Regions from separate parts of the Homo sapiens genome. Here region 1 is linked to region 2. Evidence: chromatin loops called from intact Hi-C (ENCODE). Cell type or tissue: Calu3. All regions are shown on one strand. Links, peaks and the distances in the headings refer to the core of each region. The heading gives the core; the rest is flanking DNA. Region 1 has its middle 120 kb from the start of LHX5-AS1. Region 2 holds the start of LINC01234 (long intergenic non-protein coding RNA 1234).

Region 1 (16,320 bases), core at 6,628-10,627, 180 kb after region 2:
TGTTATCAATAACATAGATTTTTGGCATGGTTAATCTCCACTTGAGGCTGAGATGAAATTTCAGGGTTTTGTGGGGATTTTTTTATCCCCACTTAGAAACACTCCCTTTTCTTCTCCTCCCCCTTCCAGCTCCAACTTTATTAAGACAAGAAATCCACAGCACGGAATAGAAACGTCTTGCTTCTCCTAGAGGGTCAGAGTTGAAGGGTTAAATCCACATCTCCTATCCCCTGTACAGCAGATCACCTTTGGTTTCTTACCAAACATCTTTTTGTGTAGGAAAGAAAGAAAAAGCAATTACTCTGATGTAGAGAACAGGATTACGTCTTCGCCAAAGTCACTTTTTAGTTCCTGTATGAAACCATCCATGGCCTCCTATTGCAAAGGGAAAATATCCAAGCCTGATCTACACAGTGCAGGGCTGTGTCAAGGAGTCAGGGACCGGGAGCCACACTGCCTGGATTTGAGTCCCGATTTTGCCACCTACTAGCTGTAGGGAGCGTGACCGAATCTGTTCCTGTGTCTATGCTTCGGTTTGCTCTCTGTAAAACGGAGCTTGAAATACTGCCTGACTCAGGGTTTCGTAAGTTTAAAAGTGTAAACACTTGTGAAGTGCTCAGAACAGTGCTGACACGTGGTCACTGCCCCAAAACTAGAACCAAGATCTTTCATGAGCTTGGCTGCCTCTATCTTCCCCTTCCCCTCTGTCATACACACCCCGCAATCAAGCCCCAACAGTCAACTCATCATCCTCTGAAGATGGTCTGCACAATCTCAACTCCAGAGCTTTGCTCATGCAGTGCCCTCCACAAGGAGTGCTGTTCATCTCCCAGCTGGGCTTGATCACTCATTCTCTGGGAAGCCACCCCATTGCTCCCAGGCAACGCCAACATTTCCTTCTAGGGCATTGCCACAGCACTTCTGTCGTACTACTTGTACCTCTGCAGATCTTGCTGCTTGTCCTTTCCATTTTGTGTTAGGATTATTTGTTTCTATGTTTTACAACTGTATATACCCAAGTATGTTGCAAACACTTTGGGTTTGTTTTGTTGTTGTTGTTTTTATTTTGTTTGTTTGTTTTTCTTGTTTGTTTGTTTGTTTGTTTTGAGGCAGAGTCTCGCTGTCAGCCAGGCTGGAATGCAGTGGCACGATCTCAGCTCACTGCAACCTCCACCTCCTGGGTTCAAGTGATTCTCCTGCCTCAGCCTCCCTACTAGGGAGGCTACTAGCTGGGATTACAGGTGCACGCCACCATGCTGGGCTAATTTTTAGTAGAGACAGGATTTCACCATGTTGGCCAAGCTGGTCTCCAATTTCTGACCTCGAGTGATCTGCCCACTTGGTCCTCCCAAAGTGCCAGGATTACAGGTGTGAGCCACCATGCCCACCTAACACTTTGAAAGCAAGAATCATATTTTCCCCATCCTTGTATTCCTCTCATCTCCACCTTATACCCCCTAATCAATACTCTATGTCTAGAATGATGCTTCTATATACATTTTTAGAATTTCAGAAATGCAAAGGAAACTCTTCTTTACAACGCTTATTGGTTTGATCCTGATTCTACAAGTAACACATCCTTATTATAGAACAGTTGAAAAATAAAGACAAGTATAAGGAGAAAAAATAAGATAAACTACCTTTCCATAGCCTAAAGACGACCACGCTAAACAAGCTTGTATATTTCTGTCTTATCCTTTACAGAGAATTTTAGACAACTGTCCTGCCATTTATGGACTTTGGTCATAGCAAATAATCTTCACTAGCATTTACCATGTTCGTCACATGCCAAATGCTAAGAATTTTACTAGTGTTATTGTATTTAATCCTGACTGCAACCTGTATAATAGGTGTTACTTGCATCTCCATTGTAAGGATGAGAAAATCAAGGATTAGAGAGGCTAAGCATTTTCCCAACATCACACAGCCATGTGTGGCACAGCCAGGATTCAACACAGGTATCTGCACTCCTAGCTCACATTTTGTCTTTCAGCAGGCATTTCATCATGCGTATTTTTCCCAGGTCATTAAATTATTTTAATAATTTGCCCAGCAATCCATCCTATGCACATATCATCATTATTTCATCCCACCTCTACAATTGGATATTTTGCTTGTATATGATTTTTCACCATAAGAAACAATTCTTTGAAGGCCATCCTTGTTCATAAATCCTTGTCCACATTCTGAATATTTCCTTGGGATACCTTCTGAGAAGTAAAATTCTGCAGCCAGAGGGCATGAACATTTTTATTAATCTGCTTTATTGAGGTATAATTTGCGTAGAATAGAATTAACCAATTCTAAGTGTGCAAGTCAATGAGTTTTGTCAAATTATACACAACCACTACAATCATGAAATAGAAGATTTCCATCACTTGAAAACTGCTTCTTTGGCATCATTCCCTCTCCCACCCCACACCCAACCCCCTTCCAGCCCCCGGCAACCAAGTTTTGCTTTCCATCACTATAGTTTTGCCTTTTTTAGAATTTTATATCAGTGGGATCATACACTATGTAACCTTTCATTCCTGACTAATTTCGCTCAGCATTGTGGTTTTGAAATTCATCTATGGTGTGGTGTACATCGGTAGTAAATTTATTTTTACTCTCGAGTAGCATTCCCTTGTATGTGGAAGTAACACTGCTTGATATCCATTCACTATTTGGTGGACATTTGAATTCTTCCCAGTTTGGAGGTATATTGAGTAAAACCACTGTAAAAAATTCAGCATAGGCCAGGAGCGGTGGCTCATGCCTGTAATCCCAGCACTTTGGCAGGCGGAGGCGGGCGGATCACCTGAGGTCAGTTCAAGACCAGTTCAAGACTGGTCAACATGGTGAAACTCTATCTCTACTAAAAATACAAAAATAGCCGGGCGTGGTGGCAGGCACCTGTAATCCCAGCTACTCAGGAGGCTGAGGCAGGAGAATCACTTGAACCCAAGAGGCAGAGGTTGCAGTAAGCCAAGAACGCACCATTGCACTTCAGCCTGGGTGACAAGAGTGAAACTCCATCTCAAAAATAATAGTAATAATAATAATAATAATAATTCAGTATAAGTCTTTGTGTGAATATCATTTTCATTTTTCTTGAATAACTACCTCAGTGTGGGACTGCTGGATCTGATAAATGTACGTTTAACCTTATAAGAAAAACAGTTTTACTTTTGGTTACTCAGTTTTGTTGTAGTCCTTTAAATAGTGCTGAGTTTTGTTCTAGCAAACAGTTAAGTTACTTAGAACCAATTGTAGCTTTCAAATCTTGTTTTTATGTTTTCTTAGGGCAGTGTCAAAGCAGCAGTCTTTCATCTAGGGATAACTTATCCCCACTCCTACAGCTATACTCTTCTGAGGACCCTACCCCATGGCTGGTCTCTTATGAGGGTTGTCCATGGTCACATGAGCTATCCCAGCCCTATGTGAGATCTAGGAATTGTTCTACCTACTCCTTTTGGTGGTTCTCTCCTTGGCTTCAGGAAGTTACCTCTGGCAAATGCACAGAACCCAGAACCAAGGACATAAGAGCACCTCTCTCCTGATTTCTGGAGTTATCTCCCCAGGAAGGTCTCTACTCTCCAGTTCCCCCATCCCATAAATTCTACCCCCTTGGACTCCTTGAACTCCTAACTCTATCTTGACTTCACTCAGGAAGTTCTCAAGCGCTTTGGGTTTCCCCTCCCTGTGCTATGGCTTGGAAACCCAGAGGTCTCCTCGTTTTCCTTCTTTCAGTGACACAGACCTAGACTGCCTGTTGTTCAGTGCCTAAAACTGTTGCTTTTAAATATTTTGTCTGAAATTTACAAGCACAAAACAAACAACACCACTAAAAAGTGGTCAAAGGGCTGGGGGTGGTGGCTCACGCCTGTAATCCCAGCACTTTGGGAGGCCGAGGCGGGCGGATCACCTGAGGTCAGGAGTTTGAGACCAGCCTGGCCAACATCGTGAAACACTGACTCTACTAAGAATACAAAAAAAAAAAAATTAGCCAGGCATGGTGGCACACACCTGTAATCCCAGCTACTCAGGAGGATGAGACAGGAGAATCGCTTGAACCTGAGAGGCAGAGGTTGCAGTGAGCCAAGATCGCACCATTGCATTCCAGCCTGGGCAACAACAGCGAGACTCCATCTTAAAAAATAAATTAAATAAATAAATAAATAAATAATCAAAGGACATGCACAGACACTTTTCAAAAGTAAACATACATGGAGCCAATAAGTACATGAAAAAACGCTCAACATCACTCATCACTAGAGAAATGCAAATCAAAACCACAATGAGATACCATCTCACACCAGTCAGAATGGCTATTGTCAAAATGTCAAAAAATAACAGAGCTGGCAAGGTTGCCAGAGAAAGGAGAATGCTCATGTACTGTTGGTGAGAGTGTAAATTAGTTCAACCATTGTGGAAAGCAGTGTGGCAATTCCTCAAAGAGCTGAAAAGAGAACATTCAACCCAGCAATCCCATTACTGGGAATATATCCAAAGGAATATCAATCATTCTACCATAAAGACACATGCACATGCACATTCATGCACTATTCATTACAGCAAAGACATTGAATCAACCTAAATGCCCATCGATGATAGACTGGATAAAGGAGATGTGGTACATATATACAGTGGAATACTACACAGCCATAAAAAAGAACAAGATCATGTATTCTGCAGGAACATGGAAGGAGCTGGAGGCCATTATCCTTAGCAAACTAACACAGGAACAGAAAACCGAATGCCACATGTTCTCACTTATAACTGGGAGCTAGATGATGAGAACACATGGACACAGAAAGAGGAACAACAGACACCATTGCCTACTTGAAGGTGGACAGTGGGAGGAGGGAGAGGATCAGAAAAAAATAACTATTGATTACTAAGCTTAGTACCTGGGTGACAACATCATAATCTGTACATCAAACCCCCATGACGCAAGTTTACCTATGTGACAAATCTGTACATATACTCCTGACCCTAAAATAAAAGTTAAAACTAAATAAGTAAAAGTAAATAAATAAATATTTGGTCTGGTTTTCCAGTTGTTTAAGGCAGGATAATAAATCTGGTCTCTGTTATGCCACCTTTTCTGGAAGCAAGAGCTTAGTAGAAGCATTTTTGAGAATTTTGATCAATATTTGATAAACATATACTGCGGGAGGGGGAACCTTCTCCTCCATAACCCCCAAAAAAGTGTCTCCTTCAACTAATATATATATTTGAGACAGGGTCTCACTTTGTCACCCAGGCTGGAGTGCAGTAGCACCATCTTGACTCACTGCCACCTCGACCACCTGGGTTCAAGTAATCCTCCTTCCTCAGCCCCCCAAGTAGCTGGGACTACAGGCAGGTGCCACCACACCCAGCTAATTTTTGTATTTTTAGTAGAGACAGGGTTTCACCATGTTGCCCAGGCTGGTCTCAAACTTCTGAGCTCAAGCCATCCTCCTGACTCAGCCTCCTAAAGTGCTAGGGTTTCAGGCATGAGCCACTGCACCTGGCTATCAATTAATATTTTAAAAATATCAAGAAACATGAATTTAAAGGAGTTTAAATAAACATGCTCAAAAGAGGAAAAAAGTATAACTCTAAATTAGGTGAGAGAAGGGGTTGGAAAGGAGACAGCCAGGATTGTGATGTAAAATGAAATTAGGGTTCAAACAGGTCCTTAACTTGCCTGCTCTGCTGCTCCCATGGAATCTCTCAGAGTGGATGTTTGTAGCAAAGTTTACCTGGCAGCTCTTTTAAAATGCATATTCTCACCAGGCAGGGTAGCTCACACCTATAATTTCAGCATTTGGGAGGCCAAGGCAGGGAGTATGACTTGAGCCCAAGAGTTCAAGACCAACTTGGGCAAATCTGTCTCTTCAAAAAATACAAAAATTAGCCAGGTATGGTGGTACACCTGTAGTTCCAGTTACTCGGGAGGCTGAAGCAGAAGGATCACACCGAAACTGGGAAGTTGAGGCTACAGTGAGCCATGATTACACCACTGCACTCCAGCCTGGGCGGCAGAGCAAGACCTTGTCTCAATAAAAGAATAAATAAAATAAAAAGCATATTCTCAGGCCCTACCTCAAACCTACATAGGGCTCAAATTCTAGGAGGGGGACCCCATGTAGAACCTGCCTTTTCTGCATGTTTCTCCAATTGCTTCTGACCTGATAAACTGACAGAATATGACCTAGGTGGGTGCCGAAGGGGATACCATATTTGGCCCCAAATAGTGAGTCAGTGGCAGGACTACTGGGCTTGGAAATGGAGACTTCTGACTTCCCACTCTGGTCAGCTTCTACAGTGGCAGTTGCTATCAATCCTCCCTTAACACCAGAATCACCTGCAGCTTTGGAAGACTGAGACTCAGGACCTCTCCCAGCAATGCAGATTGAATTGGTCTGAGGAGGGGCCTAGGTATCTGAACTTTCTCAGACTCCCCAGGTAATCCCAACGTGAGCCTGGGCTATGACACAGGCTCTAACCTGGGTGTCAGTGGGTCTGGGAGCCCCTGAAGTACATGTTTATAGCATGTGGGATGTCTCAGTCTGGATGCAACTTGAATTCTTATAAAAGGAGGCACAATGATCCATTTTCTGAGATCAAGGCAGTGAACAAGGGAAACCCTGCATTTGTTAGGGCAATTCTATGCTTTTCTTTTCTTTTCTCTTTTCTTTTCTTTTCTTTTCTGTTGCCCCAGGCTGGAGGGCAGTGGCATGATCTTGGCTCACTGCAATCTCTGCCTCCGGGCTCCAGCGATTCTCCTGCCTCAGTCTCCCAAGTAGCTGGGATTACAGGCGTGCACCACCATGCCCGCCTAATTTTTGCATTTTTTTAGTAGAGACAGGGTTTCATCATGTTGGCCAGGCTGGTCTCCAACTCCTGACCTCAAGTGATCCGCCCACCTCAGCCTCCCAAAGTGCTGGGATTACAGGTGTGAGCCACCGCGCCCGGCCATATTGTGCTTTTCAAACCTTACTGGGCATAAAAAACCCCCTTGAGAGCTTGTCAAAACACAGATTCCTTGGATGCACCCCTAGAGATTCTAATTTCAGAGGTCTCGGGGTACGGCCTGAGAATTTGCATTTCTAACAAATTCTCATGAGGCCGAACCTGCTGGTCTAGAACCACACTTCGTGCATCACCAAGCTATGGGGAGAGAAGACACTGAAAGGTCAGACCCAAGCTCTACCAGTGCCTCAGCCGGGCATAGGGAAGTCACTCCCCCATCTGTCAAATACCTTGATCTCTGGGATGCCTTTATGTCTGTGTTGTGGGTCAGCTCCACTCCAACCTGACGATTCCTCCACCCTAAATCCTCACCTGCCCTCCCCAGCAGCACCCTCATGTCTCCCTGCACCCATCTGCAGCATCCGCCAAGAGTCTCAAAAACCCTGGAACCTTTTGATCATAAAATAATAATAATAAATCATAGCCATTGCTCACTTCAAGAAGTCAGACACTGTTTTGTTCATCTCTTTATCTGCAAAGCCTAGAATAGCACTAGATCCACAGTAGGCACTCAAGGTGAACTCACGAAACGAATGAATCAGAGTCAGTGGGACTAAGCCTTCACAAGGCGCAGTTCCTTTAAGCCTTACCCTCCAGACAAATGGGAGCTATGTTTTATTCTCATGTTACAGATGGGGAAACTGAGGCTCTAAGAGGTGGATGCCCTCGCCCAGGGTCACACAGTCAGGGCCTGGCAGAGGCTGGGTTTGGAACCCAGGTCTGTGAGAGCCCAACTCCCCTACGCCTGGGAATAGACTTGGGTTTGGTTGCAGGGGAGATGAGACGGTGTCGGGGTAGTGAATTAGCAGAAGCTCCTCCGAGGTGCCGAGGTGCTGAGGGAGATAAAAATAGCCTGCGGGCTGCGCTGGAAGGTATACTGGAAGCCCCCAGCGTTCGCCGGCGACTGGCGTCCTAATTTATGGCACCCGGAGAATCGAGCTCGGCGAGCGCCTCTCCTAGGCGGGTTGAGCTGCAGGTGAGGACAATGTAATTAAGAAATCAAAAGGTAATTTCCACACACGCTGCCGCTCGCCGGACCCCGCGGTCGCTTAATTGATGGTGGGGCCGGCCGAGCCCGCGCAGCCGCCGCCAGTGCCAATGCGCCCCGGTGAGCCCAGGAGCGCCGCGCCCACCCGGCGACTCGTGGCTTCTCTGTCTCTCCTCGGGAGGCGGGGAAACTTGGCCGCGGCCCCATGGGCTTCCGGGAGCTCAGGGGAGGGCGACAGGGCGTGACGCTAGGGACACTCTAGCCTCTGCTTCCTCCCCACCCACCCCCCGCCACCGCCGCCGACATAACATATGATCATCTATTTGTCTCTCTCCCTTGTTCCTGTATTCCACTTCCTATTTCTCTCTGCACGCATGTTTTTCTTTCTTTCTTTCTTTTTTTCTTTCTTTCTTTCTTTCTTTCCTTCCTTCCTTCCTTCCTTCCTCCCTCCCTCCCTCCCTCCCTCCCTCCCTTCTTTCTTTCTTTCTTTCTTTTTTCTTTCTTTCTTTCTTTCTTTCTTTCTTTCTTTCTTTCTTTCTTTCTTTCTTTCTTAGACGGAGTGTCACTCTGTCGCCCAGGCTGGAGTGCAGTGGCGCGATCTCGGCTCACTGCAAGCTCCACCTCCAGGGTTCACGCCATTCTCCTGCCTCAGCCTCCCGAGTAGCTGGGACTACAGGCGCCTGCCACCATGGCCAGGTAATTTTTTGTATTTTTAGTAGAGACGAGGTTTCACCGTGTTAGCCAGGATGGTCTCGATCTCCTGACCTCGTGATCCGCCGACCTCGGCCTCCCAAAGTGCCGGGATTACAGGCGTGAGCCACCGCGCCCGGCCCATGTTTATTTCTTTTTCTCCCCGTACCCCTACTTTTTTTTGAAACAGTGTCTTGCTCTGTCGCCCAGGTTGGAGTGCAGTGCGGGATCATAGCTCACTACAGCCTCGACCTTCTGGGCTTAAACGATCCTCCCACCTCAGCCTCACAGTGCTCCAAGAATACAGGCATGAGCCATGACACCTGGCCTCTTTCCCCTTCTTTAGTTCACTCACTGGTCTCTATCATTTCCTCTCTCTTCTCCACTCCTTCCCCAGGTTTCTGTCTCCTTGTTTCTCTTTTTCTTTCAGTTACCAGAATTCTTACCGCTGGGCCTGGAAGAAAGAGCACTCAGGTGACCTTTAAACCTTAGGGGAAATCGCCGGGCGCAGAGGCTCAAGCCTGTAATCCCAGTACTTTGGGAGGCCGAGGCGGGTGGATCACCTGAGGTCAGGAGTTCAAGACCAGCCTGGGCAACATAGTGAAACCCCATCTCTACTAAAAATACAAAAAATTAGCTGGGTGTGGTGGCATGCGCCTGTAATCCCAGTTACTCAGGAGGCTGAGGCAGGAGAATCGCTTGAGCCCAGGAGGCTGAGGTTGTAGTGAGCCAAGATTGTGCCATTGCACTCCAGCCTGGCTGACAGAGCAAGACTCTGTCTCAAAAATAAAAATAAAAATAAAAATAAACCCTAGGGCAGATTGCATGTAAGTTACTGCCTCTCCACCTCCCCTTCCTGCATGTGGGATGAGTCATGGCAGCCCTGTAAGCAGGCAGCACTGGCTTGGGTAGACCAACCTGGACTCTCACATGGAATGATGAGTCTGTGCCCAGGAATGATGGGTGGGTGGGTAGGTGACTGGATGAATGGATTAATGGGAGGGTGATCAGTTGAGTATTTGGATGGATGGTTGATTGGTTGGTCAAAGAGATAGGTAGGTAGATAGTCTAGGGTTGATTGGGAATTGGGTGGGTGTGTGGCTGAGTGGGTAGATGGGTAGGTAAATGGATGCGTAGATGGATGTGGTGGGTAAATGAAGGAGAGGTTAATATAGGTGAATAATGAATAAATGGATGAGTAGATGATTGTGGGTTGGCTAAATCTGCAGGTGGATGGCTGGATAGATGAGTGGATACATAGATGGGTCAATGTGTGGATGGATAAATGGGTATATAAATGGATAAGTGGGTAAGTAAGAGAATGGATAGTGGGTAGATGGATGAATGGGTGAGTATTTGGATGGATGGATGGATGGATGGATGGATGGATGGATGGATGGATGAATGGATGGATGGATGAATGGAAAGGAGTATAGATTGGTGGGTATGTGGATGGATAAGTGAGTGAACAGACAGGAGGGCATTGATAGATGAACGTATGGATGGATAGATAGGTGAAAGATGGATAACTGGGTGTATGGATACATGGACTGATGGGGAAATGAATGGGTGAATAGTGAGTAGGCAGATGAATGAGAAAGTAGGATGTGTGGGTTGGGGGGAGTAGATGGATGGATGGATGGGTGGATGGATGAATGGATGGATGAGTAGGTAGTAAGAGGATGAATAAATGGATGAGTGGATGTATAGGAGTGCTAAAAATGTAGATGAATAGAGGAGTGGATGGATGGGTGGCCGGATAAATGGGGGAACTTATAGGAACAGAAGCATGTTCCTAGTGATGACATTAAGGAACAGATGTTTGATGACAAAGTCAAAACGTAAGTAGGTATAAACAAAAGTAACAGGAATCTGCCATCCTCCAAGAGATCTCCCAGCCCTGGGATCTCAAGGACTTTCTTCTCACAGAGGGGCAGGGCAGGCAGCTGTGCTATAGAAAAAGGAGTACTGGCCTGAGCCCTGTACAGACTTGGAGTGAGTCACTACTATTTCCTTTTCTTCCATTTCTTCAAATGTCAAATGGACATAATAACATCAGCCTCACTGGGTTGAGAAGAAAAGGTAAAGTAACAGGAATGAAGTCACCTTACCAACTGGAACACTCTCCACCATGCACCAATATCAATACATGGAATTTAGCACAGCCTTGTCACCACCCTAATTTCTTTGGTTGACGACCAACCAGACTCAAGGTCCAGCAGCTGACCCCTTCTTAAGCCATGAGCTTTCTTCTAAAGGCCCCTCCCTCACATCTTCACTTCCCCAAACTCTACCTGTTCTGTAGGGTCCAGTTCTCTCTCACATACCGGTACCTACAAGAAACCTTCTCCAGTTATCCCTCCCCCCATAACAGAGGACATTGAATGCCACAGCAAAGAATATGGACATTAATTAGGCCAGTGAAATGAGCTGCAGAAAGGTGGGGTTTTGTTTGTTTGTTTGTTTGTTTGTTTGTTTTAAAGACAGAGTCTTGCCCTGTTGCCCAGGCTGGAGTACAATGGCATGATCTCGGCTTACTGCAACCTCTGCCTCCTGGGTTCAAGTGATTCTCCTGCCTCAGCCTCCTGAGTAGCTGGGATTACAGGCACCCACCACCACACCCAGCTAATTTTTGTAATTTTAGTAGAGATGGGGTTTCACCAGGTTGGCCAGGTTGGTCTCGAACTCCTGGCCTCAGGTGATCCACCCGCCTCAGCCTCCCAAAGTGTTGGGATTACAGGCATGAGCCACCATGCCCCGCCTGCAGAAAGGTTTTAAATCCCTACCTGCCTCCTGGAACATGTTTGACCAGGACTCTGGCAATCTGTGTCCCTAGGTTCCTTTCCCATCTCCACTTTCAACACCACCTCCCCAAAATAGAAAAATGCCTTTTGTTCATCTCTGGGTTTTTGGCCCCCAGTACCGGGTTTTCAGTAAACACTTGCTGAGCACATCTAAGTCTGAAATGGGGAAGCGTGGAGGTTGGTAATACACAACACATCAGCAATACAGTTTTGCCTACTGACCCTTCTGCTGCTTGTCTTCTTCCCACTCTGTGTCAGTTTCTCAGAGGAGGAAACTCAGGCCAATAGAAATTGCCCAACGGCCCCCCAAAATCCTGCTGTCCCTTCCCCCATTCTGAACTAAGCTGTCAGGAATGTGACCACCAGAGCAGAAAGATCCTTTGTTACCACAGAGAGAGGTAAGTGAGGGAGGTTCCGTTGGAGGATTAGGGAAGAGCCTGCAGGCAATTCCTTTCTCGCTGGGGCTCAGCGGGGGCTGGAGCTGGATTTTCACCTGCTAAGAGCCTGCCTTAAGCTGCCTCCCACCTGCTGGGAATGCCCAAAGCCAGAGATCCAGGAGGCTCACCTGAGGTGGTCATTCTCGGGCCAGCACACCTGGGCAAAAGGAGAAGGAAAAGGAGTGGGGGAAGTGGGAAGGAGGAAGAGAGAGAGACTCAGACATATACCTTTAGTAGGGTGTAGACACTTGCATGCACATAATCACAAATACATATACATTGGTACACACTCAGATGCCTGCATGCGTGAATGAAGATTTACTTATATATGTGCTTGTGTGCACCTCTCTCATCCACACTTACATTTTCAGGCACAGAACCACATGCATATACACAATCACATATGCGAAGATGCCTACACCACACACTCACACACACACACACATATCAAATGTGCACATAGATACATATGTGCTCATAGACCACACACATGCACACACATAGTTATACACATGCCTAGACACAGGCTCACACACATATAGTCATTCACAGTCACATGTACACATGTGCATGTCTTCATATTCACATATATATGTGCACAGCCCTGCTTGCCTCCAACCCCTCCCCAACTGCTGGCTGCCTTTTGTCCAGAAATTTAAAAAATTCTTCCTTTAGTTTTGCAAATTCACTACATGTATGTAGCATCCGTGCATATGCTGCGTCTCCACTGAAGATTCAGTGGTGACCCTCCTCAAAGACATAGAGCCATAGGATTCAGGGATGATGAAGGGGAGGGGCAGGGAGCCACAGAAACAAAGGAATCAATACTACCTGCTCCTCAGATCTTTCCAAGTATTTTCCTAGCCGCTGTGCTACATCTTTTTTTTATTTTTTGAAACAGTCTTTTTTTTTTTTTTTTTTTTTTTTTTGAGACGGAGACTTGCTCTGTCGCTCAGGCTGTGGTGCAGTGGTGCAATCTCGGCTCACTACAGCCTCTGCCTCCTGGGTTCAAGCAATTCTCCTGCCTCAGCCTCCTGGGTATCTGGGATTACAGTTGTGGGCCACCACGCTCGGCTAATTTTTGTATTTTTAGTAGAGACAGGGTTTCGCCATGTTGGCAAGGCTGGTCTCAAACTCCTGGCCTCAAGTGGTCAGCCTCTCAAAGTGTTGGGATTACAGGCATGACTCATCATACCCTGTCAGCATTTTTAAATGGCAAATACAGGAGGTAGGAACCTAGTTTACAGATGAGAAAAACTGAGACTCAAACTGATCACCATGTCCAGATCATAAAGCTAGTTAGAGGGGGAGCCCAGATCGGAGGTGAGTCTGTCTTTAAAAGTAGGAAGAATACACTGTTTTTGCCCCTCTCTCAGGGAATTTTTTATTGTTATGAAATATATTTAAGACATAAAAAGACCAGGCATGGTGACTCATGCCTGTAATCCCACCATTTTGGGAGGCCAAAGTGGGAGGATTGCTTGAGCCCAGGAGTTTGCAACCAGCCTGGGTAACATGGAGGGACCCCATCTCTACAAAAAATAAAATAAAAGAATTAGCCGGTCATGGTGCCACATGCCTGTAGTCCCAGCTATGCGGGAGACTGAGGTGGGAGGATCACTTGAGCCTAAGTCAAAGCTGCAATGGGCCGTGTTTGTGCCACCACACTCCAGCCTGGGTGATGAAGTGAGACCCAGTCTCAAAAAGCAAACAAAAAAAAAAGGATATACAAAAAAGCATTTTCCATTTCCATCCCACCCTGAAATAATCACTATCCCAAACTTGATGTTTATCAGTAATTACTTCACTCATTTAAAAGGTGATGGCGAAGCAACTAACATGTGAACAACCACAAAACAAAAATCCCACTCTCATGGAACAATCTAGTAAAATGCATTTCCTTATACTTTTGCCAAGAATGTACGTATTCCTAAACACACAGTTTGCTTAGCATGTTTCTGAGCTTTATCTAAATAGCATGATCCACTGAAGGGTTTCTCAGTCTCAGCTTGATTGACATGTGGGGCTGGATGGTTCTTGGTGGTGGAACTGTCCTGTGCACTGCAGGATGTTGAGAAGCATCCCTGGCTTCTGTCCACCGGACGCCAGTAGGACCCCGCAACCTCCCAATTGTAACAACCAATAATGTCTCCAGGCATTGTCCAGTGTCCCCGGCCAGGGTAGGGGACAAAATTACCCCTGGTTGGGAAGGACTGACCACTGTCTACGCTATACCGCCCTTCTCATTTCAGGCCAAGTTTGTGAAATCCCTCCTGGTTGCTGTGTGGAGCCCTAGTTCATCCACATTTCCAACAGCTGAGTCTTCCGCACAACGGGAAAAGCACCATTAATTTCACTCTCCTATCTTGGAGCATTTAGATCATTTCCTGGTTTTGCTTCTTACAAACAGAGCTGCTATGAACATCCCTACCTGGAACTCAGGGGCCACTTTTCTCTAGGGACACATTCATCTGTCTGCTAGATGCTTTTTTCTAAAACTCTACTTTCATTTTAAAAATTATGACATGGCTATACTTGCTCAGGCCTCTAAGATGGCATCCTAGGACCTACTGAATGGAGTCCCAGCATCTCAAGGAAGGAATGCCAGAAGCCAGAACATCCAAGTAACAATCTCCACCTGCAGCTGATGCTCTCTGGGACCCAGGACCAGCCACTCTTCTCTGTGCCCCACTTTCCTCCTTTGTAATCTAATTACCCAGTGATGACCAGGATATAAGAGGACTTGTCTGCATTGTCTCATGGCCACAACCACAAGAAGAGCGTCCTGCTGTCACCCCCATTTTATAAATAGGGAAACTAGGTCAGGCATGGTGGCTCACACCTGTAATCCTAGAGCTTTGAGAGGCCAAGGCGGGAGGAACAGTTGAGACAGCAGTTTGAGACCAGCCTGGGCAACATAGCAAGAACTCCGTCTTGACAAAAAAAAAAAAAATTTTTTTTAAATTAACTGGGCATGGTGGCACACACCTGTTGTTCCAACTATTCGAGAGGCTGAGATGGGAGGATCATTTGAGCCCAGGAGATCGAGGCTGCAGTGAGCTAGGATCATGCCACTGCACTCCAGCCTGGACAACAGAGTGAGACCTTATCTCTAAAAAATAAGAAAACTGAGGCACAGAGAAGTTAAGTAACGTGCTCAAGGTCATGCAACTAGTAAGTGGCAGAGCCTACGTGCTTTCCCTTCATTAATTCAGTCATTTATTCAACAACTATTTTATTGAACATCCACTATGTACCCAGCCTCGGCAGTGATCAAGATACCCAAGATCCTAGATTTTACAAAATCCACCACTTAAAAGCAGAGCATGGGATGGAAAGGAGACAAAAATTATTGTGTCTAACTTATTTGTTAATTTGCCTATGGGCAGCAATAAGTGCCATGGGGGGAAAAAAGGTAGAGTAATAGGAACTACTTTGGTCAGGGAAGTCCTCTCTGCAGAGTGGAGACCTCACTGTCAAGGAGAAAACAGCCAAGCAAAGGCCTAAATCAAGGGTGTTACAAGAGAAAGGAAAAGGCAGGAGTAGAGAGGCCCCATTGTCAGAGGCGTTTAAACCAGAGTGACTCCATCTTGACCAGGAGCTGGGTACAATGAGGCTGAAACCTACTGGGCTGCATTCCCAGATGGTTAGGCATTCTGAGTCACAGGATAAGATAGGAGGTCTGCACAAAATACAGGTCATAAAGACCTTGCTGATAAAACAGGATAAGTAAAGAAGCCAGCCAAAACCCACCAAAACCAAGATGGTGACGAGAGTGACCTGTGGTCGCCCTCACTGCTGCACTCCCACCCGCGTCATGACAGTTTACAAATGCCATGGCAATGTCAAGAAGTTACCCAAAAGGGCCAAAAAGGAGGAGGCATAAATAATCCACCCCTTGTTTAGCATATCATCAAGAAATAACCATAAAAATGGGCAACCAGCAGCCCTTGGATCTGCTCTGCCTATGGAGTAGCCATTCTTTCATTCCTTTACTTTCCTAATAAACTTGCTTTCACTTTACTTTATGGACTCGGCCTGAATTCTTTATTGCATGAGATCCAAGAACCCTCTTTTGGGGTCTGGATTGGGACTCCTTTCCTGTAACACCATGCCAGAAGCCATTCTGGAATGTTCTGGAAACAGAACAAGCCAGGAGCCAAGTGACAAGTGAGTCAGTGAGAGGCTGGGACACCCCACTACAGATCCTCCATGTGAATTCTTGGGCTGATCTGGGGAACCTTCCATGGGCTGGCCCCACCTCTCCAGTTTTCTACTTCTTACCAGGTATCCACTCTAGGGAGGAGGCCAGCCTGAGAAGGGAAGGAAAGGGCAACACCTGAATCACCCATAGAGCCTCGCACTGTGGCCAGTGAAGGCTGCTCACTTGGGCCAC
Region 2 (16,320 bases), core at 8,055-12,054:
GGTGGATTTGTTGAACCTACCTCCTAGGATGGTTGGGAGGGTGACAGAGCTGTGTATGATGTGCCTGGCACAGAGAGAACAGATCAAGGAGGCTCCCCCAGCATCTGGCTTGTAAATGGTCCACATGCGAGCCACCACTGGAGACTCGGGAAGAGGCAAGTCTCCCTGTCACCATCGTGGTCTGAAGAAATGGCAACCCCAAAGCACTCCATAAAACCCAAGCAGTAGTTAAGTTGGACTTCTGAGTGAACAGGAGTAATTAGTGCACTTCCCACAGAGAGTGAAACCCAAATGTCAGCCAATGCCAGGGCCATTAAAGCCATCCCCGGCTACAGCTATTGCCTGCTGCTGGCTGGGTCTCCACCTCCCTGCTGACCTTCTCAAAGGCAGAGGACAGACAGCACAGCAGGGAGCTGCCCAGACCTGCGGACCGGACTCAGAGACAGAAGATGGGCTTTGTGTTTTTCTCAGCTCTGGTACCAACATCTCCTTGAGTCTTATCTTTCTCATCTGTTAAATGGGCTGTATCTGCCTCATAGGATTGTAGGGAGAATTCAGTTTGACCACATGTCTAAAATGTTAGGCAAATGATAGCCCTTCTGGATGATGTAGGTAATACCACAAGGGCAAACAGTGCCCAAGACATAGTAGGTATAGTAGATGCTGCTGGTATCCCACTCAGATCTCTTTACTCATGGACCTGTCCCTCACTGTTCCTCTAGGCTGCCCAGAGAAGGAACCAGAGCTCTGCTAATGGGAGCTGCCATTGAGTAGGAAGTTTTGCCACGTGCAGCCCCTAAGGCGGCCCACAGCCAATGCTGTTTGATACAGGGGTACAAAAAGCCAGCCCTTGGCCTCAGGGATGGGGGCAACTCTGTGTGACCAGTAACACCCCACAGTTCCCTATGGGATCTGACTGAGGCTGGACTCTAGTTACAATCATGTCTGCCCAGATTCTTCTCCTGCTCAGCCCTGCTTCCCTAACCTCTCGTGGGTTTCTCCTGCAAACACAGCCTCCATAAAAGACTTCATGTGAATCCTAAAGCTCTAAGGCTCTTTCTAGAAAGGGAGTCTAATTTAAGATTGCAGGTGTTCAGTAAATGCTTGTTGAATCAACATGTTGCCTGTTATTCAAAAAAACAAACAAAAACAAACAAACAAAAAAAAACAAAAAACAAAACAAGAGTGGAACCAGGTGAGGCAAGAGAGGTGCCGAAGGCCCAAACTTTAAGGAAGGGTCCATTCTTGGAGTCGCGCAAATGCCCAGCCCTGCTGAAAAACCAGAACCCGTTTAAGCATCAATCAATCAAGAACCAGCTATGTAAACCATAGGACATCCTAAGAGAAGAAGGAAGGTCAGAGTTATGACATTGATTCCTGGGGCAGTTGGAGACAGACCTTAGTTCCAATCTTGGCTCCACCATGTAACTGCAACTTTGCACAAGTCACCTCACTTCTCTGAACCTGTTTCCTCACTCTAAAATGTGCATGATAATACTTCCCTCATATGGCTGTTGGAAGATTTGATGAGACTGTGTTAATGTACTTTGCACATAGTAGGTACTCAAGAAAGAGTAGCCACTGTAATGGCCTTTAAAAGCACTTAGAGCAGTTTTCTGAAAGTGCCTTACATGGGATGTCTCCTTCGCATCCCTGCCTTGTGCTCCCATCCCAGTTACCTGCTAGACCTGATGATTCTGATTCTCATGTAGGGCACAGTAGAACACAGCATTAATTTCTAGTGATGGATACATTCCCTCGGCTTACCCATGTGTGGATGAATCCATGTCTAAGGGATCTTCTAATCAGAATTGTGATTAAAATGAGGTGTGCATAAATGCATCCATTCTATGAATTGGCCCAAGCAGCTAAAGGAAAAACGACAACAAACAACATAGATTTACCCTTCCAGAGGTGAGATGACAAAGCTCAGGCTTTGAAGACCCACATCTGGCTGCGTCTGATTCCACCAACCATTACGTAGCCCAAAGCAAGCTGTGTTTTCTTTCTCAGCCTCAGGCTATGTGTCTGCAAAATGGGCGTGATAAAGCTCTAACACTAACACTGACATAATGCTATGTGCCTATGTATTGGGCTAAATTTATTTATTTACACGACCCCTGAAGTGTGTGAGGTTGGTATTAGAATGATCTCCATTTTCCAGATGAGGTAGAGAAACCATCCAGAGAGAGAACTGGCAGTTTCAGAAGTAGGGAGCATCTTAATTTCTAGCAGAAACTGGGATAAACCCGGGGTATGAGATAAAAATGGGAGATTCAACCATAAAAGTTTGGGAAATTAAATGATGCTATGACTCTCTGGGATGCTTGCTGGACAGAGCCCTCATGAGGGCAGGGCAAGTTAAATTATCTTCATAAGCATCCCTGTGTTCAATAAAACCCAAGCTTTCTTTTCTTTTCCTTTTTTTTTTTTTTTAAGACAGAGTCTTTCCCTGTCACCCAGGCTGGAGTGCAATGGCATGATCTTGGCTCACTGCAACCTCTGTCTCCCGGGTTCAAGCGATTCTCATGCCTCAGCCTCCCGAGTAGCTGGGATTACAGGCATGTGCTACCACGCCCAGCTAGTTTTTATATTTTTAGTAGAGACATGGTTCCACCATGTTGGCCAGGCTGGTCTCGAACTCCTAACCTCAAGTGATCCACCTGCCTCAGCCTCCCAAAGTGCTGGGATTGCAGGCGTGAGCCACCACGCCTGGCTGACTTTTCTATTTTGAGTTTTTTGGGGGTCCAGCCATTTTTTTTTTCCTTTCCAGCATTCCCTGTTCCTTGTTCCCATTTTCCTACATGCTCAGTCCATAGAGCTTGGGTGAGGCTGAACCATCTTCCGATACAAGGGTGATCACATGACCCAGCACCCACCAAAGGAGTCCAGCCCCTGGCCTCATTGATTGGTTCCAGGATAGGCAGGTGACCAAGGTTTGGTCAATTAGAACATTTCAGCTCTCTAACTACACTGATTGGCTTTGGGATGGGCACATGACCAAGTTGGTCCAATCGGAGCCAACCCAGGGACATTTTCCTGGAGCGGCTGGGAAAGAGGAGTCTCTCGAAATTCAGCAACTGCTAACAGCGAGGAGGGGGTAAGTAAGAGACTTCCGGGGGCCATCTCGTGGGACTTGAGAAGGAAGCTAACACCCAGGAAGCAGGATCAGGGGAAGGGAAACACACACACAAAGCCCTGATTATCTTGTTTCAGCCTCTGGGTCCAGCTGAGCCCAAAGTCTTCCATCCTGGATTCTTGTTACATGGGACAATAAATTTCCTTTTTTTTGCTTAAGTCAGTGTGAGTTGGGTTTCTACTACAGCAACTTAAAAAGCTCCGTCAGACACAAATGTCTGGCCTGTTTGCATTATTTTTTTTTTCCCAAAAGCAGCTTTCCTCCCATCATCATGTGATGCCATTTTTTTTTTTTTTTTTTTTTGTGGCATGGTCTAGCTTTGTCGCCCAGGCTGGAGTGCAGTGGCACAATCTGGGCTCACTGTAACCTCTGCCTCCCGGGTTCAAGCGATTCTCATGCCTCAGCCTCCCAAGTAGCTGAGACTTCAGGCATGCGCTACCACGCCCAGCTAATTTTTGTATTTTTGGTAGAGACAAGGTTTCACCATGTTGGCCAGGCTGGTCTCGAACTCCTGAGTTCAAGTGATCCACCTGCCTCCGCCTCTCAAAGTGCTGGGATTACAGGTGTGAGCCACTGCACCCGGCCATGTGATGCTATTTCTAAGCACCAGTGTGGAATAGAGTGTCAAAATGTGGCATCAGACTGCTGGGGCCGAGGCAGGCAGATTTGGATCAAATTCCTGCTGCTCCCTCCAGACCTGACGCCCTTGGGCGAGGCCTTTCATCTCTCAAAGTCTCAGTAGCCTCATCTGTAAATTGGGGATATTAATATCTCCCCTCACAGTGCAGATGAAACAGGAAAATGTTTGTTAAACCTTTTCACATGCTGTTCCTTCTGCACAGAATGCTCTTCCTTCTCTTCTTTGCTGACTTAGCATCTATTCATCTTCAGAGTCTCAGCTCAAGAGTCATTTTGTCAGAGCTATCTCCCTAACCTCGTTGGCCAAGGCCCGTTGTTCTGTGAAATTGTCCCATCCTCTGGAGCTTTCATTAAAGAATCAATGTGTCATTCTAGGCATGACTATGTGATTAATGTCCACCTCCCCCACTAGAATGTAAGTTCCAGGGGGACAGGGAAGTGTCAGTTTCTGCTCACCACTATGTCTCCAGTACCCTGCACAGAACAGACCTTTGAGAAATGGTCAATGCATTAACTGCTATTGCACTAGACTCTAATCAGAAGTTTTAGGAGGTTGGGTGCTCAGGCCTGTAATCCCAGTGATTTGGGAGGCCATGGCAGGATTGCTTGGGCCCAGGAGGGTGAGACCAACCTGGGCAACATAGCGAGGCCCCCATCTCTACAAAAAAATTTTTTAAAATTAGCTGGGTGTGGTGGTGCGTCCCTGTAGTCCTAGCTACTTGAGAAGCTGAGGTAGGAAGATGGCTAGAGCCCAGGAGTTAGAGGCTGCAGTGAGCTAGGATCCTGTCACTGCACTCCAGCCTGGGTGACAGAGCAAGACCTTGTCTCCAAAGATAAAAACTAAAAATTGAAAAAAAAAAGTTTTAGGTAAGTAGTGTTTCTTTGGACTCAGCCTACATAGAAGTGAGCATCTGAAATTACTAGGATGCTATGATTCCAGCAAGTGTCCACGTGGGTTCATTCGACCCAAAACCAATGGAGATGAGCATTGGTCTCTATATGACTAGCCTGAGCCATGCAGATGGCAGGTCTTCATCCATCAGCCAATGGACAGTCACTGTTCCCTTAGGTCCAGGAAGGCAGGAACAGTGGCACACAGAAGGACAACTGGCCTTCAAAGAACCCATAGAAGAGATGAGCTTAAAAGGAATGAGATGAAGGCTGGGTGTGGTGGGTCATACTTGTAATCCCAGTGACTCAGGAGGCCTAGACAGGAGGATTGTTTGAGGCCGGGAGTTTGAGACCAGCCTGGGTAACATAGTGAGACCCCTGTCTCTATAAAAAAAAAAAAATTAAAAACTAGCCAGGACTGGTTAATTAGCTTACATCTGTCGTCATAGCTACTCAGGAGGCTGAGGCCCAGGAGTTCAAGACTGCAGTAAGCCATGATCATGCCACTGTACTCCAGCCTAGAGTCCAGGTTATATACTAGGTTAACAAAGAAGATGCTAATTTTAACAAGGAAAAGCATTCTGTGCAGAAGGAACAGCATGTGCAAAGGTTTAACACATATTTTCATGTTGCATCTGCACTGAGGGGGAATATTAATATCCCCATTTTATTCATGAGGCTACTGAGCATTTGAGATATGAAAGGCACTCCAGCCTTTTATTCTTTTCTTGAGACAGGAAAAGAATAAAATAAAATAAGGATATTGTGGGCTCTGGAGAAGACCTACCTGGGTTTGTAACTCAGCCCTGTCACTGACTAGCTGTGTGGCTTTGGACAGCCTTGATCCATCTGGAAGACTTGCTTTCCTCGTCAATAAAACGGAGATGTCATCCCTGTGTTGCGAGGAGACAGACGGCTGGGTCCAAGTCTCTGCTCCTCCATTCGCGTTGTGTGAACACGGCTCACTGGTTTACCATTTAGAGCCTCAGTTTCCTTGACTGTAGGATGAGGGAGCAACAGAATCTAATTCTTAGAGAGGTTGGAACGATGAGGCCAGTTAATGAATTAAGTGCCAGCCACCAAGCCTGAACTTAATAGATACTCAATGTATGTGGCCACTGATATTCTTCTACTACTCCTATATTAGTATTATTAGTAGTAATATTAATATAATGAATGAGCTGGCTTATGCCAAGCACCCAACACTGCCTGGGGCATGATCGGGCCCTTTCTCTTCTCCTGATGTGTGTCCTGGCTCTGGCCACTGGCTGACCCACCCCAATTAGGTGACTCTCATGTTAATATTGACACACAAAGGAACCAGCTGGCGACCTCTGAACTCATCCCACTTGGGATCACAGGCTGATTTTGGCCCCAGCCCTCAACTTTGAGAGCCGGACTCGTAATCTCCTTTGACACCAAAAAGAGTTGGCCTCACCCCGACCTTTGCTCCCTGCTTCACTGATTTCCGGTGTTTACTGGGCCTGATGGGCGTCACATTGCCCACAGCATGGATGTGGCCTGGAGGGAGCGGAGGGAGGCCTGGATGGACCAGTGCTTGGGGAAGGAGTAGGGAGGGACAGGGCAAGTGGAGGCCTTTGGCTCAAGAAAACACACCTGCGACCGGGTGCAGTGGCTCATGCCTTTAATCCCAGCACTTTGGGAGGCCTTGGGGGGAGGTTCCCTTGAGGCCAGTTCAAGATTAGCCAGGGCAATGCAGCAAAATCCTGTCTCTCAAAAAAAAAAAAAACAAAAAAAATTAATTAGCTTGGCATGGCAGTGCACAACTATAGTTCCAGCTACTCAAAAGTGAAAGGTAGGAGGATGGCTTGAGGCCAAGAGTTCAAGACCAGCCTGGGCAACGAGCAAGACCCCAATTTCTACAAAAATAAAATAATTAGCCAAGTGTGGTGGCACAAACCTATAGTCCTAGCTACTTGGGAGGCTGAGGTGGGAGGATCACTGAGTCCAGGAATTCAAGGTTACAGTGAGCTATGATGGCACCACTGCACTCCAGCCTGGGCGGCAGAGTGAGACTTTGTTTCTATATAAACAGATAAATCAAGCTCACCTGTAGAGGATGTATCCGTGGGGACAGATTGCCAGACAGGGAGCCCCATTAGGAGGACAACAGTCTACAAGGAGATGGTAGTGAGTGCATCTGAGTGTGTTGGCGAGAAACGGAGCCGGCAGGAAAGTCACCGGGAAAGTGGAATGTACAGGGCCCCAACCATTAGCCTGAGGGGTGTAGGGAGGAGATTCTCTAGGGAGGAGGTCTCTTCTCAAATGTACTCAACACAGGGTTTTGTCCCCTGTTGCTCTGGGCTTACAAGGAAGGAATACAGATGCCTCGCTCAGTGCTCCCCGACCCCCTGCCACCGCCGTGGGTGGTCTGCATGAGAAATGGCCCTTGTGCCTCTTCCCCAACACCAGCACCAGCCCTGTGCCTCGACCCCAAAACCAGCCTCAGCCCTACCTACCCCAACACTGAGCCCGGGAAACAGACCCAGAACCGGGTGATGCCTGAGAGGAGTTACCATGGCAACAGATGTGCCGGCACAGACAGGGAGTTTTGCTGACCATCCCCAGCCCGCTGGCCACCCCTATAGAGGGGTGCATGAACCATAAACTGTCCTTGCAGCTGGCCCTGGGGACTTGGCACTGGACATCCCTCCAAAGGAGAGGTCTCCTACAGACTAGTCACTAGACACAGAGCTCCAGGCCAACCTCCTGTTGGAGCTCTCTGGCTCTTCCAGCTTTCTCTACATGACACCTTTGATTACAGCCCCTCTGGAAGACCGTCTGCTTTCATTTTCTCCTCGGGGCTGTCTCCCCCCTGCACTGTTGATGGAAGATGAGCTTCTAAGCCTCCTTTCTGTGATGGGCGTGGAGCTCACAGGTGCGGTGGGGGAGGATGAAGGAAGGGTCGAAAGAACTGAGGTTAGGGGTGAGGCCTCTGGAGCCAGACCTGCCTGAATTTGACTCCGGCTCTGTCACTCACTGGCTGTGTGGCCTTGGGCCAGTTACTTAATGTCTCTGAGCCTCCTTTCATCATCTGCAAACTGGTAGTGATTACAGTAGCACTCACCTTATTAGGTTGTGGTGAGGATTAAATGAGATAATACATGATAAATCTTAGGACAGGGCCTGGCAGAATATAAACACTTAATGTCCATAACCTCTTCCCTTCACTAAAATCACCCCATTCCTAGGAAGAGAGGAACACATTTTTGGCCATGAGAATTCACAGGGTTAAGTAAAAGTGTAAAAGAGTGAACAAGTGAGAATTGAGAGTTTTGGGAATTAGAAAGAAGGGTGCTTTCTTTTTTTCTTTCTTTTTTTTGAGACAGAGTTTCGCTCTTGTTGCCCAGGCTGGAGTGCGATGGCGCCATCTTGGCTCACTGCAACCTCCGCCTCCCAGGTTAAAGCGATTCTCCTGCCTCAGCCTCTCAAGTAGTTGAGATTACAGGCGCCTGCCACCACGCCCGGCTAATTTTTTGTATTTTTAGTAAAGACGGGGTTCCACCATGTTGGCCAGGCTGGTCTCAAACTCCTGACCTCAGACCATCCGCCCGCCTCAGCCTCCCAAAGTGCTGGGATTACAGGCGTGAGCCACTATGCCCAGCTGAAGGGTGCTTTCTTAATATACTCTGCACTAGACAGTAAGTTTTCAGGGAGCAGAAAGCAAAGTAAAAGTCTGTCTGATTTTCCCCAATCCTTCCAACACCTGACACAGGGCTAGGCACAAAGTTTTATTTCCACAGTCTGAAAATGCCATCCGTTATAAGAGGCAGCATCCATTTAATTAGAGTATTTCTCTTTCTTTTTCTTTTTTAAGATGGAGTCTCGCTCTGCCACCCAGGCTGGAGTGCAGTGGTGTGATTTCAGCTCACTGCAACTTCCACCTCCCAAGTTCAAGCGATTCTTGTGCCTTGGCCTCTTGGGTAGCTGAGACTATAGGCACGCAGCACCATGCCTGGCTAATTTTTATATTATTAGTAGAGACAGGGTTTTGCCATGTTGGCCAGGTTGGTCTCGAACTCCTGACCTCAAGTGATTTGCCTGCCTCAGCCTTCCAAAGTGCCGGAGCAAATGAAAATGGGCATTATATATGTACTAGATCCCAGTTTCAAAATGTTAAAAAGAAAAAAAGTTCATCTTAAAGCTGGAGAAATAAAATCATAGGTCATTAATAAATGGTAATCGACTATGTGAATGGGTGGTTGCAGGAAATGACAATACAGTAGAATGTAGTTAAATACTCACTATGCTCACTATACTCACCAATACTGGAAGAGTTAGAAAAGGTATCCACCATAACAAGCAGAGTGCATCTGGGAAGACTTCCTGGAAGAGGCAGCCTATGAGTGGGAATAAGCAAAAACTAAGTTATCTGACTTGGGGAGAGCAAGAAATGGTGGTTGGGCATAAGGGGTAGAGTCTTGATAAACTAGGAGGCTGTGTGACCACCATCATCCCCCTCCTTAGGTAATGGAGAATGTCAGAATTATCCAGGAAGGTGACTTCTACGTCAGCTCAGAGAAGCCAGGACCAGATCAGACATGAGTCCCAGGGCATGGGCCTGCACCAGGCTAGGCCCACAGGGGGCTTAAGGCACTGGTGGCAAAGCAGCCTGGGTTCAAATCCCAGCTGCTCCTTAGCTGGGCAACTCTGAACTGGTTACTTGGCTTCTCTGGGCATCAGATCCCTCCTCACCCAGGAAGTAGGGCAGATGACAGGGCTCTGAGGTCAGGCATGTGCAGAATCTGGTGTATGGAAGGTGCTTCATAAATATTAAATTTAGAATAGGATGTGATTTCTTTCTTTTTTTGAAAAGTTTTGAAAGGTAAAGGCCATTAGCTTGGAGGCAGAAGACAGACCTCCCTGACTGCTGAATTCCTGCCGGCCTGAAATTGGAGCATTCCAAGCTCCTCAGATGAGTCATAAGCCACCAAGATTGTGAGCCTCTGGGTGAGTATGAGTAGAATTAGATACTTCCTTTGTGGGGCTCAGTGCAAAATGCAAATGAGAGGTCGGCGCTAAATACGAGAATGTGCCCATCAAGCTGCTTCTGTGGCCTCGCGCCTCGCAGCAGTCACAGAGCCTTCAGCTGGAATCCTGGCAAACACTGTGGGCCCTCCCATGGTCTGGGATGTGCTTAATCCGAACACAGCCCTGTGGAGTAGGTGCTATTGTTATCCTCATATTACAGATGGGGAAACTGAGGCACAGAGGGAGGGACCACCAGCTGAGCCGCCAAAGGACAGGCAGCTGGTGGCATGGCTTTTAAAAGGGAACCTGTGCCCCCGGATCTGGAGACATCTTAGCCCACTAGCCCCTTCTTTTAGGGTGAAATACGCATTCTGCGAAATGGAGGCAGCTTGTAATGGGGGTGAAGCCAAATGCGAGAGGCCCGGGCAGCCGGATTTTCAATCCCAGTTCCCAGGGCACCTCCTTCCCACCGTACCCCGCTTCCTCCAGCAGGGAGCCCCCTCCCTCCAGCAGAACAGGGTCTGGCCTAGCCAACTTGCTACCGGGGCCGGGGGCCAAGAGTTAACGTCGGAAGGGAGCTCGAGAGAGTGTGAGAGCTAAAGGACATGTCAAATCAATCATATTTAAACAAAAGCCTCTCCCGCCCAAGGGCCCTTTTAAAAGCTGCTTATTTAATTAAAAGTCCCATTTTCCATATTTATGGCCCTTATTCAGTTAAATATTAACCGCTGGGGCCAGGGCTAGTGTGTGCTTTGTGAGCGGTGTGCGGGGAGGTTCATTACCGCGGCCGGGATTTACCAGACGGTGGCACGGCCGCGGCGGATCAATGCGGCCTGCCCTGGACAAACATGCTGGGGGCGGCCGCGGGGGCCGGGTGGGGCGGCGGGGCCCGAGGGCGCCTCCTCACTCTCCGGCTGGGACTCAGCGACTCGGGGACGCCTTGTCTCTCTCCCTGTCTCTCGCTTCCACATGCTGTCCCTGGGGCTGAGTCGTAGGCCTGGAGTCAGAGACAGAGAGACAGTGAGACCCAGAGAGAGATATAGAGAGGCCCAGAGAGAGATAGCGAGAGACCCAGAGACAGTGAGAGACCCAGAAAGAGACAGAGAGACAGTGAGACCCAGAGAGAGAGAGAGAGATACAGAGAGCCAGTGAGAGATCCAGAGAGACAATGAGACCCTGAGAGAGGCCCAGAGGTAGATACAGAGAGATAGTGAGAGACCCAGAGAGAGACCCAAAGACAGTAAGAGACCTAGAGAGATAGTGAGAGACACCAAGAGATACAGAAAGACAGTGAGAGACCCAGAGAGACAGAGACAGGGAGACACCCAGAGAGAGACACAGAGACAGTGAGAGACACAGAGAGAGACATCGACAGTGAGAGACAGAGACAGAGACTGAGAGATCCAAAGAGACACTGAGAGACCCAGCGAGACAGAGATAGAGAGACACCCAGAGAGAGACACAGAGACAGTGAGAGACACAGAGAGATCTAGAGACACTCCCAGTGAGACACAGAGACAGAGACTCAGAGAGACAGAGACAGGGAGACACCCAGAGAGAGACACAGAGACAGTGAGAGACACAAAGAAAGACACAGAAAGTGAGAGATACAGAGAAACAGAGACTGAGAGACCCAGAAAGACAGTGAGAGACCCAGCGAGACAGAGACAGGAAGACACCAGAGAGAGACACAGAGACAGTGAGAGACACAGAGAGATCTAGAGACACTCCCAGGGAGACAGAGACAGTGAGAAACCAGAGAGTCAGTGAGAGACAGCGGGTCGTGTTTCTCCGTGTCTGGCTGTGTCTAGGTTGAGACCAGGTCCATACTTCTTAAAATCCAACGAGAAATTAAAATGTTAAAAAATTAATAAGAATTTCCTGTGCGTGGCTGCACAGGTGGCACACTCTGGGCCCTGGCAGCCTCTCTCTCTTACTATGTGTGCTGGGGTGGGGCTGCAGAGGTACCAGGCATGGGGTTAGAGGGGTGGAAGGCCCATAAGAGCCCACGCGCTGCTCTTCCAGGCCCCATTCACTGGAGAGATGGGCAAAAAGAAAAACAGGGAAAGGGGGGAATCTGGCATGTATTAAGGATTTGACCTCACTCAGCTGCAGGGACAGGGGCAGAAAGAAAACAGCCACAGAAGAGGCCTAGATCCAAGCAGAGGCGCTCCCGGCTGCAAAACACGCATCACACGCAGAGCTTTATCCAGGGCTTCCCTGCACCAGGCACCAGTGCTGGCCAGTGTTAACTTACGTCATCCTCACTTCCATCCTACATAGGTCGTACGCTTTTGATCCGCATTTTACAGATGGGAAAACTGAGGTTCCAGACAAGCAGGGAGTGATCCTAGGGTCACTCAACCAGGGAGGGGCAGACCCAGGCTGTCTGCTCCTCATCACACAGTAGAAATCACCAGAGTTGCTCAGACCCAGCTGGGCACCATCCTTGCCGTTTACAAGTTCCTGACCCTACCTGAGCCTCAGTTTCCTCATCTGTGAAATAGGGGAATAAGATTTTTGGGGACATTTTGAATCACGTTTTATGGTTGCTCCATCCCAGGCCCTCCACCCCACACTGCTGCTCCTGACCACTGCAATTGATCCCTGAACTCGCTGATGTGACTCTCGGGGTGTCAGGGACAAAGCCAAATGCACTTCCCAGTCTTCTGAGTACTCAAGGGGGCAGGGCTTTCTCTGTCCCTCACTGCAGGAAGCAGTGTGGTGAATGGAAAAGGTGCACTGTAGAACCACAGACAATCCCACCTTTGCCATTTACTGGTTCTGCAAACTTAGGCTGCCTCACATCACCACTCAGAGCCTCAGTTTCTCCAGCTGCAAAATGGGAATAATGATAGACCCTCCTCCTAGTTGTTCTGAGGATTCAATGACATAATTCTTGTAATGGCTTAGCAGTGTGTGGCACGCAGTGAGCATCATTGCCAGCCCTATAAAAGCCTGCAGGGGCTGCACAAATGCTGCCAGCCTGTGCCTCCAAGGTGCCATCTCTGAGGGGCAGTGGGGCTCCATCAGTTCCAGCCCTGAGACCCGGCCAGTCTCCTGAGTGGCCTGGCAGAGGGAAACTTCTGCTCCAGTGCCACCTCTGGCCCTCCTGTGACCTTGGACCTGGAACATGCCACTGCCCCTCCTGGGGCCTCAGCTTACCCATCTGTGGAATGAGGGGATCATTGGGTTTAGAGAAATCTCTCTGGGCTATTGCAGGGATAATGCATCTCCGCAGCAGACAGGGTGAAGAATTTAACCTAAATGTGAAAATATCATTGAAATGTGCCCATTTATGCACAGGAAGGACTGTGCGACAACCAGGGCAAGCGCATGGCTCCTGAGAGCTGTCTGTTAGGTGCCAACAGCCAGGTTGGGAAAGACATCTCCTATATCACACACATGCATGCACACACATGGTCATAGGCACATGCACACAAAAAACACATGCATGTATGCACACATGCACACATGGGTATGGACACACATGAACACACACGCATGTACACAATGCACATAGGGCATGGGCACACTCATGCATGCATATGAATGCATGCATGGGCACTGGCCTGCGCACACACATACATGCATACACATGCATGGGCACACATGCATACACGGGCATGAGTGCACATTCACATGAGCACATATACACACATACATGCTCTTGCATGCATATACTCAGGCACATGCACACACACAGACATGCACACACACGGACATGCACACACACGTGCACACACACGGACGTGAAGACACACACACATGCACACATGCACAAGGGCATACACCTCATCACATCTTTTGCCCCATGCTCTGCTTCTCCATGTGGATCCTGTTAAGAGCCTGGTGCCTGATTTCTCCCACCACTACCTCCTCCCCAAAAAGAAAAAAAATCTGAAAAGCCAGATTAGAACTTCACATACGCATCGCTGGAAAAAATCTATGTCTCATTTTCATATCTAGCAAAATAAAATGACAGCAGAGCACTCCAGCAAACCCCTAGAGGGGGGAGCGTGTCTGCCGAAGATGAGGGGTGGTGGCGGGGAAGACACCTTTCCCAAAGGGAGGAGGCCCCGGGGCCAGAGGCACAGGAGGGGACCTTGGGCCTGGCGAGAGGCTGGAGGATGAAATCGATCAGGCCATTTTGTCCTGGGGCTGGAGGAAGGCTGGGGGGTCCTGGGAAGAGTCTAGGGGGTTGAATGGAGGTTAGAAAGGCAGCGAGAGGGGGAGAGAAAGAGGAGGAATAAAATCCTGGGGATGGTGGTGTGAGTGAGGGAGCGGGAGAGAGAGAGGGAGAGACACCAGGTTATCAGAGAAGTGTGAAGACAATAATGCAATCTGACATTTCTGAAACAAGACCCCCCGGTTGCCATGGCAACGTCTCATGTGGGAGCAGCTCCCAGGAGACGGCTCCGAGATGTACTATAAATGATGTTTGATTAGAATTTAAATCATTTAGGCAGAGAGAAGATAGGCCTTTTGTCAGCAAGGGGACCTGGGGGTGGGGAGGGAGGGGGGCCGGGGTTGTGGCGGGGGAGGGGGCACCGCTGGAGCCAGCATGGGCGTGGGGAGCGGGATCGGAGGTCAGCCAGGGGGTTGATTACTTTTGCCCTCAGCTTCATTTCCGTTTACAGTAACCTTTCCATGGTGGCCAGAGGGACTCAGAGGGCAGGAGAGGAGAGACCTGGGGGGGATGGGGGTGTGGGAAGGGAGTAAGGGAGAGCAGCAGAGCTGAAGGGAGAGATGCGGAGAGACAGAGAGGAACGGACAGAGCAGAGAGACACAAGCGGGAGAGAGAAGCAGGAAGAGAGAGAAGGAGAGGGAAAGGAGAGGAAGAGAGACAGACACAGACGGGCAGAAACGATGAGAGAGACGGAAAGAAGAGAGACCAGGAAATGGACTGAGAGACACAGATAGACGGTACAGAGACAGAGAGAGACTGAGAGACACAAAGGGGGAGACCTGGAGTGAAAACATGGACTCTTGTGTCCACACACCCGGAATCATTTTCCAGCCTCTGAAAAATGCATCAGGAATGTGGGTGCCCATGCTGAGTCCTGAACTTAGAAAAACTCTGCCTCCACCTCCCACTTTGGTCCCCATCCACAGGGAGATTCCTTGGCCCTGGAGTTCCTGGGGAAGGGTTAGTGACCCTGGAAAAGAGGCACCATGGGCTTCTGGTCCTAAGGAAAATGGGCCAATTTTACTGAGCTGCCATGTAAAATCTTAGACAAACCACCTCTCTGTTCTGAGCCTCAGTTTCCCCATCTGTAACACAAAAAGTGTTATAGATGGAGAGTCAGATCAGCCTATGGGCAATGAGCCCCCGTTCCCCATTCAGTTTTTATTTTTAGTTGCATTAATTGCCAGCATTTAAAAGTTGGGAGCGTTTGCAAAAAATGTTTAATTTCTGGGTTCTCAAAAAAATAGGAAAATCTATGCATGCTGGGCCTGTATTTCCACATGGCAGCCATGTGCTGGAAAGGAGGAGTAGTCCCCATGTTTAAGCAGAGTATGAGGGCTCCAGTTTACCACAGTTTCCACCATTCCCTATTGTCTTACACCCAGCTACTTTTCACACCTTCATGGTGACTGCCTGCCCTCTGTAGGAATTTGTGGGTTTTTGTTTGTTTGTTTTTTGGAGACAGAGTCCCACTTTGTCACACAGGCTGGAGTATGGTGGCGTAATCATAGCTCACTGCAGCCTCGACCTCCCTCCTGGGCTTAAGTGATCCTCCCACCTCAGCCTCCTGAGTATCTGGAACTATAGGAATGTACCATCACACCCGACTAATTTTTGTATTTTTTGTAGAGATGGGGTGTCAGCATGTTGCCCAAGCCAGTCTCCAACTCCTGGGCTTAAGTGATCCTCCTGCCTCAGCCTTCCAAAGTGCTGGTGAACTTTCAAACTCTGCAAATAAACTCCAGGATCCTTATGGCTCTAGCAATCTATTAACATATGGATTGTAGACCTCATACCTCAGTCACCATGGTTTTGGGTGCCCAGGATAATAGAGTTCATGGGGGTAATCACAGAGTCAGAGCGAACTATATGGCCATCCTCATACACACTGTCAGAGCTCAATAAATGTTTAATTAATTAATTAATACAGGAAGATGAGCCAAAATGATTAGGGAGACTGAAATGAGAACCATGATGGGAAATGGGTAGCTTTTTGAGAAAATGGACTTGTACCACTGGGCACTGAGGATAAAAGTGACCTGCTTGGGAGAAGCCCAGAAAGCAGATGGGAGGGAGTTTGTAAGGAGGAAAAGAGCTGCTTTCAAAGAGGCCATCTTGAAGTTCTCTATCTTGGCACCTTCCTCATGCCCACCAGGACACTTGTCACAACCTGGAAGTTTGTTGTTTGTGTATTGGCCTGTGTGTGGTCTCTCCTCCCCGAGGAGACTGTGAACTCCATGAGGATAGAAACTATATCTGGCAGAGTCAGTGCCGTAGCCCCAGCACCCAGCATATAGTAGCTGCTTAGGAAACTCTGGATGAATAAATGAGGGAATGAGTCCCCTTTTCACATACTTCTCCCATTTTTGCTCTGAGTATTTTAAAGCTATCCGAGCCCCGTCCTCATACTTTATTATTATTGTTATTATTATTATTAAGACAAGGTCTCGCTTTGTTGCCCAGGCTGCAG

What was found. A loop is a pair of places that touch in the nucleus more often than their neighbours do. Peaks named below come from ENCODE experiments on the same cell type or tissue, not always from the same donor. Only the 100,000 strongest peaks of a DNase experiment are listed, where the experiment ranks them.
Region 1: it touches region 2 in a loop (8-fold over the local background); 1 of 110 quality-filtered maps calls a loop at or near these places.

Annotation. Positions count from the first base shown.
Region 1 is chr12:113,583,489-113,599,808 of GRCh38, reverse strand. No RefSeq gene overlaps it. Among named protein-coding and RNA genes, the nearest start is that of LHX5-AS1, 120 kb to the right of the region's middle. RefSeq lists an enhancer at 11,441-12,218. In Calu3, for the core only: no CTCF peak of the experiment used is centred there; a DNase peak (open chromatin) is centred at 8,188.
Region 2 is chr12:113,760,395-113,776,714 of GRCh38, reverse strand. LINC01234 (long intergenic non-protein coding RNA 1234) reads left to right here and starts at 3,032. Exons shown (of 3, transcript NR_110026.1): 1 at 3,032-3,100; 2 at 9,507-9,640. RefSeq lists enhancers at 4,182-4,351, 7,206-7,717. In Calu3, for the core only: no CTCF peak of the experiment used is centred there; DNase peaks (open chromatin) are centred at 9,644 and 10,484.